2 separate regions of the Homo sapiens genome follow, and region 2 is linked to region 1. A link is an interaction called in ENCODE POLR2A ChIA-PET data of the cell type or tissue named here. Cell type or tissue: PC-9. All regions are shown on one strand.

Region 1 (2,500 bases):
CAGAGGAATTGCTTGAATCCGGGAGGCGGAGGTTGCAGTGGGCTGAGATCGTGCCACTGCACTCCAGCCTGGGTGACAGAGCGAGACTCCATCTCAAAATAAATAAATAAAATAAAATAAATATGTTTTCAAAGAAGGCATATGACCATAGTGGGAAGGAGAGGGATGAGAAACCAGGGAAACAGTCGAAGAGAAAAAGAGGGGGAGAGGGGAAGGACAGGAGGTAAGGAGAGTCAGAAACAAAAGACATACAGGGTTTAAGTGTCCCGCTTCCGTTTCCTTTTCACTAGCACAAAAGCCTGTGGATTTCAAATTCATCTGAGCTGTTCTTGGGAGATGGTTGTGGCCCGAGGCAAGGGCTGACTCGCAGAGGACAGCTTGGCAGTGACAGAGGCAGAAGTCAGACAGAAAGGCTCTGACTGACATGTGAGCAGCGGGGTGATGTCAACAACAGCTGACCCGTCATGAGACCTTAGGAAGAAAACCAATGGGAATCTTGTTTTGGAGCGTCTAGTGCCCAGCTAGCTCCCTACTAGGTGCTTGCAAACAGATTGACTAGCATAATAGAGTGATTTTGTAATCTGTCATAATACCATAAGCCACAGATCCACAGACTTTGACCCCTCACAGGTATAATAAGCGCCTTTATTCAGCTGCACATGATCTCCCTATGGGGAAGGAGGGAGGGGGCCCTTCTTCTAATTACACAACCTAAGCATATGTTTTGCTGGAGAACAAAGCATTATATTCATTAGCAACAATCTTGTAAGCCAGGTTCCTTTTACTAGCCAGTTAACTAATTGACAGTTAAGAATGTGTATTAATAATAGACTGCAGCCAGGCATGGCTTAATCTGACAGTTTTATTAAAAATGTAGGCAAGTTCCTCAAGCCGGTATGACTGTCAGCTTTTATGTAGGAATCCTGCTTACCAAGGATCTCAACTTGCTATAAAACAATATCACCCTGGCAGAAAATTGTTCTCCCAGGTCAAAGTCCGGGAGTCAGCAGAGTTATTCACTTGGAGGATTTTTGTTGTTCTTCCCTTTGTGACGCATCTGAACAAGGAAGTGATTTTGCTGTGTTTTCTTAAAATCTTATTGACATGGTTCACTTGTTCTGGACCAAATTATTCTGGTGGTGAATGATCCTAATTCTTCCTTGCTGCTTTTCTGTGTACCTTGTCCTCTTTTTAAAATTTTATTTTGTTTTATGGGGTATGGAAATAATTATTTCTCAAATCACTAGCAACTCCATTGAAAGTTCTGCGAGAGATGGTAGAGAGGTTGAAATTCAAAATCTGTCCTGCCACACACTGTTCTTTCCAGTCTTTGCCTTTGAAATTCTTCCAGTACCTAACTTAGATACGCCCTAGCCTATGGCGTCTTGTTGAATTTCCCCCATGTTGGAAATTGAGCGTTTTCTGCCCCCCATTCTCCCAGCACATGCACCAAACTTCTCTCCAGCTCCCTACTCACCTGACCTAACACCCCGCTTGGGACATGGTCTGTCCTTTTATCCCTTTTTCCCATGATCCCTTGCCCTTAGCAAATATGCAGCAAATATGTGCTGGGTTAAAGTGAATGTACTCTTTATTACTAACTCTAATCTCAGTAGTCAGTCTGTAAAACACCTTTGATCTCTGTTGGTTTGTAAATGTCTCTGGAATCTAGCCTTTCTCTGTGGCAGGGCCTTTATCACCTCTTGTCCCCTGCTTCAGCTCAGCCTCCTTGAGAGGGATCTTTCTGAGACATAAATATGGTGACGAGGCCGGGTGCAGTGGCTCATGCCTGTTATCCCAGCACTTTGGGAGGCCGAGGCGGGTGGATCACCTGAAGTCAGGAGTTCAAATCCAGCCTGGCCAACATGGTGAAACCCTGTCTCTACTAAAAATACAAAAATTAGCCAGGCTTGGTAGTGTGCACCTGTAGTCCCAGCTGCTGAGGCACAAGAATCGCTTGAACCCAGGAGGTGGAGATTGCAGTGAGATAAGATCACACCACTGCACTCCAGCCTGGGAGACCCAGCAAGACCCTGTCTCAAAAAAAAAAAAAAATCACCCAGGCTACTGGGTTGGGTTGAGTTGACTGCTGGGGAGGGGCAGGTAACGACAGAAGTGAGGTGAGCTGTTCAGAGGCTATTGTAGCAACTCAGTGGAGAGGGGACCATCACCTGGATTAAGGCGGGTCTTGCAGGATATTGTTTGAAGGTAGAGCAAACAGAACTTGCTATCGGAATGGATGTAAGGGGAAGGATTAATCGAGAGTGATGAGAGTGACTGCAAGTTTTAAAATATTATTTATTGATTTTGAGCAACAAGAAGGACAGCTTAATATGAGTCCTATGGGCTTTTCATCCTAGGACTCAATTTGGCTCACCTTTCCAGTGTGGTCACCTGCCCCTCCCTTTCTACACCCATGCTCCATTCATACCTAGCTCCTCCATGGTCCACACTCAGATTCTTTTATTTATTTAATTATTTTTTAATTTTTTTGAGATGG
Region 2 (2,500 bases), 370 kb after region 1:
AATATTGTTCTAAATGAGAGCCTGTTTTTGTTGAAGAGGCTGTCTGTTGTTCTGTTGTTGGTGCGTGTTGGTTTTTTAAAAAAACTATCATAAACTGATATAATTAAAAGATGATAAATTTTAATAATGATTGGTCACATAAACAATGCAAAAACAACATATGCTGGGCATTTGATTACTCATCTCATTTAACTCTCAGCTTTCCTTGATTGTAAACAGTGGTGGCATGCTGGTATGTGATCATGGGCGAACACGCACTTGGCAGATGTGGGTCTGTATGTGTAAATCCACTCTTTTCCTTCTCGCTTTTTTTCCACTGATATTTGCAGGTAATAAACTTGATAGTGTGAGACTGAACAACATGTTGGCACACATTCGTGTTTTGTTTAGTCTCATCAAATTGCCCGTTCAAACTACTTCTTGCAAAAAATTTTGGAGAGTGAGAAAACTGCTGAGTTACCTTTGATGATTAGAAAGGCATTCTTTCAATTTAGCTATCAAAACTGTTGCAGTTATTAAAGTGGTAAAAAAAAATTTCAGTGCTAATATACTCCTGTGTTTCGCTATAGTGTTTCATGTTCCTCCTGAATTAAGGGAAGCTTTTATCTTAATTGAGATGCCCAGTTTACAAAAAAGTGCAGAATTGCCTCTGATGAGAAGAGACCCACAGAATCCATCAGACCCTCAAATTTTTCATCTAGATAAAGGTTAAGTAAACAAGTATTAGAAACATGATGCATGTAAGTTATTGTTTTATAAACCTGATCATTTAAATAAAATTAATGTATAATGATGTGGCACTTAAATTCCACTATGAAATAAAACCACCTGCTTCTGTTTCAATATTAGGCATCCATAGAAAGCCTGCAGTGCAAATTTACAAGCTTGAAGTGAAGGATCAAAAATAGCTTCTTTAATCATTGACTAAAAAAAATTATCAATGAATTAAGCTAATTAAAATAATATACCCATTTTCTGGCATATTTTTTTGGATCTTATTTTTTAGCCATAAGGGAGAAGGGTTTTCTGAAATCCTTAATTGGTTTTTAAATTGCCAGATTGAATTATTTGCCTCCAAAGGATTCCTGTTTCCTCAAGCCAAATAAATATTTTCAAATGGAGTAAAAAATAATAATAATCTAAATATAATTTATATGTTCTCCCTTCCCTTCCTTCACTTTCAGTAATCCAATGATGAATAAGGAATGCTCATAGATCTATCCCAATTGTCAAATGAGAATTCTCCACCATATCTCATCGATTTTGACATAAAAAGAATTACAGACATCAAAGTTAGAAGCAAAATCCTATTTCATCAAACTTTCCCATTAAAGCAAAGGCCTATGGTTAGCTGCTTGATTTTCAGCAGCATCCCAAAGTGTTCAAGTAGTAGTGTGACAGTTCATGACTATCTTGTTTTCGGTAACGTGAGAGAGAGAGAGAGAGAGAGAGAGAGAGAGAGACAGAGTGTGTGTGTGTGTGTGTGTGTCCTTGCCTTATTAAATTTCAATTCAGAATACTGATCTAAAAATACAGAAAAGCAATCTTTCTGGTGAAGCAAAAAATTATTAGAGGAAAAACTGTCACTTAAGAAATAATGAATCAAGTCTGTCTTACAGGACTCATCATTTAAGATGAGGTCAATGAATTTATGGCACAAATGGCTATATCATGTGAGGCAATAAAACACGGTACTATCATTCATTCTACATCTAACTAATGACACACTTCTAGTAATTAAAGATTTCATCATAAGAGCCTGAACTGATTACTTAAGATGTGGTAGTTAGATGAAAATATATACCATATCCCTCTCTCTTTAATAAAACAACATTTGCATATCCAGGAAAACACAATGTGTGTCTCATAAACTCTGGTTTTCTGAATTGTGGTGTGGTGGGTTATTCTTTCCTTCTTTCACTGACAGCTTTACATTTTATTTCACTTTTTAACTTTCTGAGGAATTATTTTTTCCTCATTATGCCAAGAAGTACCAAAATTCCTTCAGATATTTTAGAAGATAAAGATTAAGAAGTGCAGGGATTTACGCACTGAGCTCTGGAATGATTTCCCCCTAATTTCACCCCAGCTTTGTTTCTGTTGGAATCTGGCCTCTTTGGTTCCACTTCTCTCACTAACAGGTCCTAGATTGGACAGAGGCTGAAGCTGTTTAACGATGCCAATCTGGGGACCCAACAACCAGCAAATGCAATGCCATTGAGCGAGACAGCTGAAATGCTTCCTATCACAAATACATAATGTATCACCAGGAAGACAAAAAGATCACAAAGGAGATAAACAAATGCGTATTCCATTCAACCCTATAACAGCAGTCCTCAAAAAGATTAAATTTACCTTCCTGGGATGGGTCCAACTCTAAACAACAGAATGAACATTTCCTTTAGTCCATTTAGAGTATTTATATTTGGGTGGCTGACTGCCAGAGTAGTACTTATAAGCTCAGTGGCCTGATGGATTCACTCCTTTCCTGTGAAATAAA

The links. ChIA-PET counts read pairs that join two places held together with the same protein. Peaks named below come from ENCODE experiments on the same cell type or tissue, not always from the same donor. Only the 100,000 strongest peaks of a DNase experiment are listed, where the experiment ranks them.
Region 2: POLR2A ChIA-PET joins it to region 1 with 5 read pairs; 2 of 35 experiments call an interaction of 5 or more read pairs at or near these places.

The regions. Positions count from the first base shown.
Region 1 is chr6:108,000,996-108,003,495 of GRCh38, reverse strand. No RefSeq gene overlaps it. Among named protein-coding and RNA genes, the nearest start is that of SEC63, 44 kb to the right of the region's middle. RefSeq lists an enhancer at 79-588. In PC-9, no CTCF peak of the experiment used is centred here; a DNase peak (open chromatin) is centred at 945.
Region 2 is chr6:107,629,714-107,632,213 of GRCh38, reverse strand. The region is part of intron 5 of SOBP (sine oculis binding protein homolog); the gene reads right to left. Among named protein-coding and RNA genes, the nearest start is that of SOBP, 140 kb to the right of the region's middle. In PC-9, no CTCF peak of the experiment used is centred here; no DNase peak of the experiment used is centred here.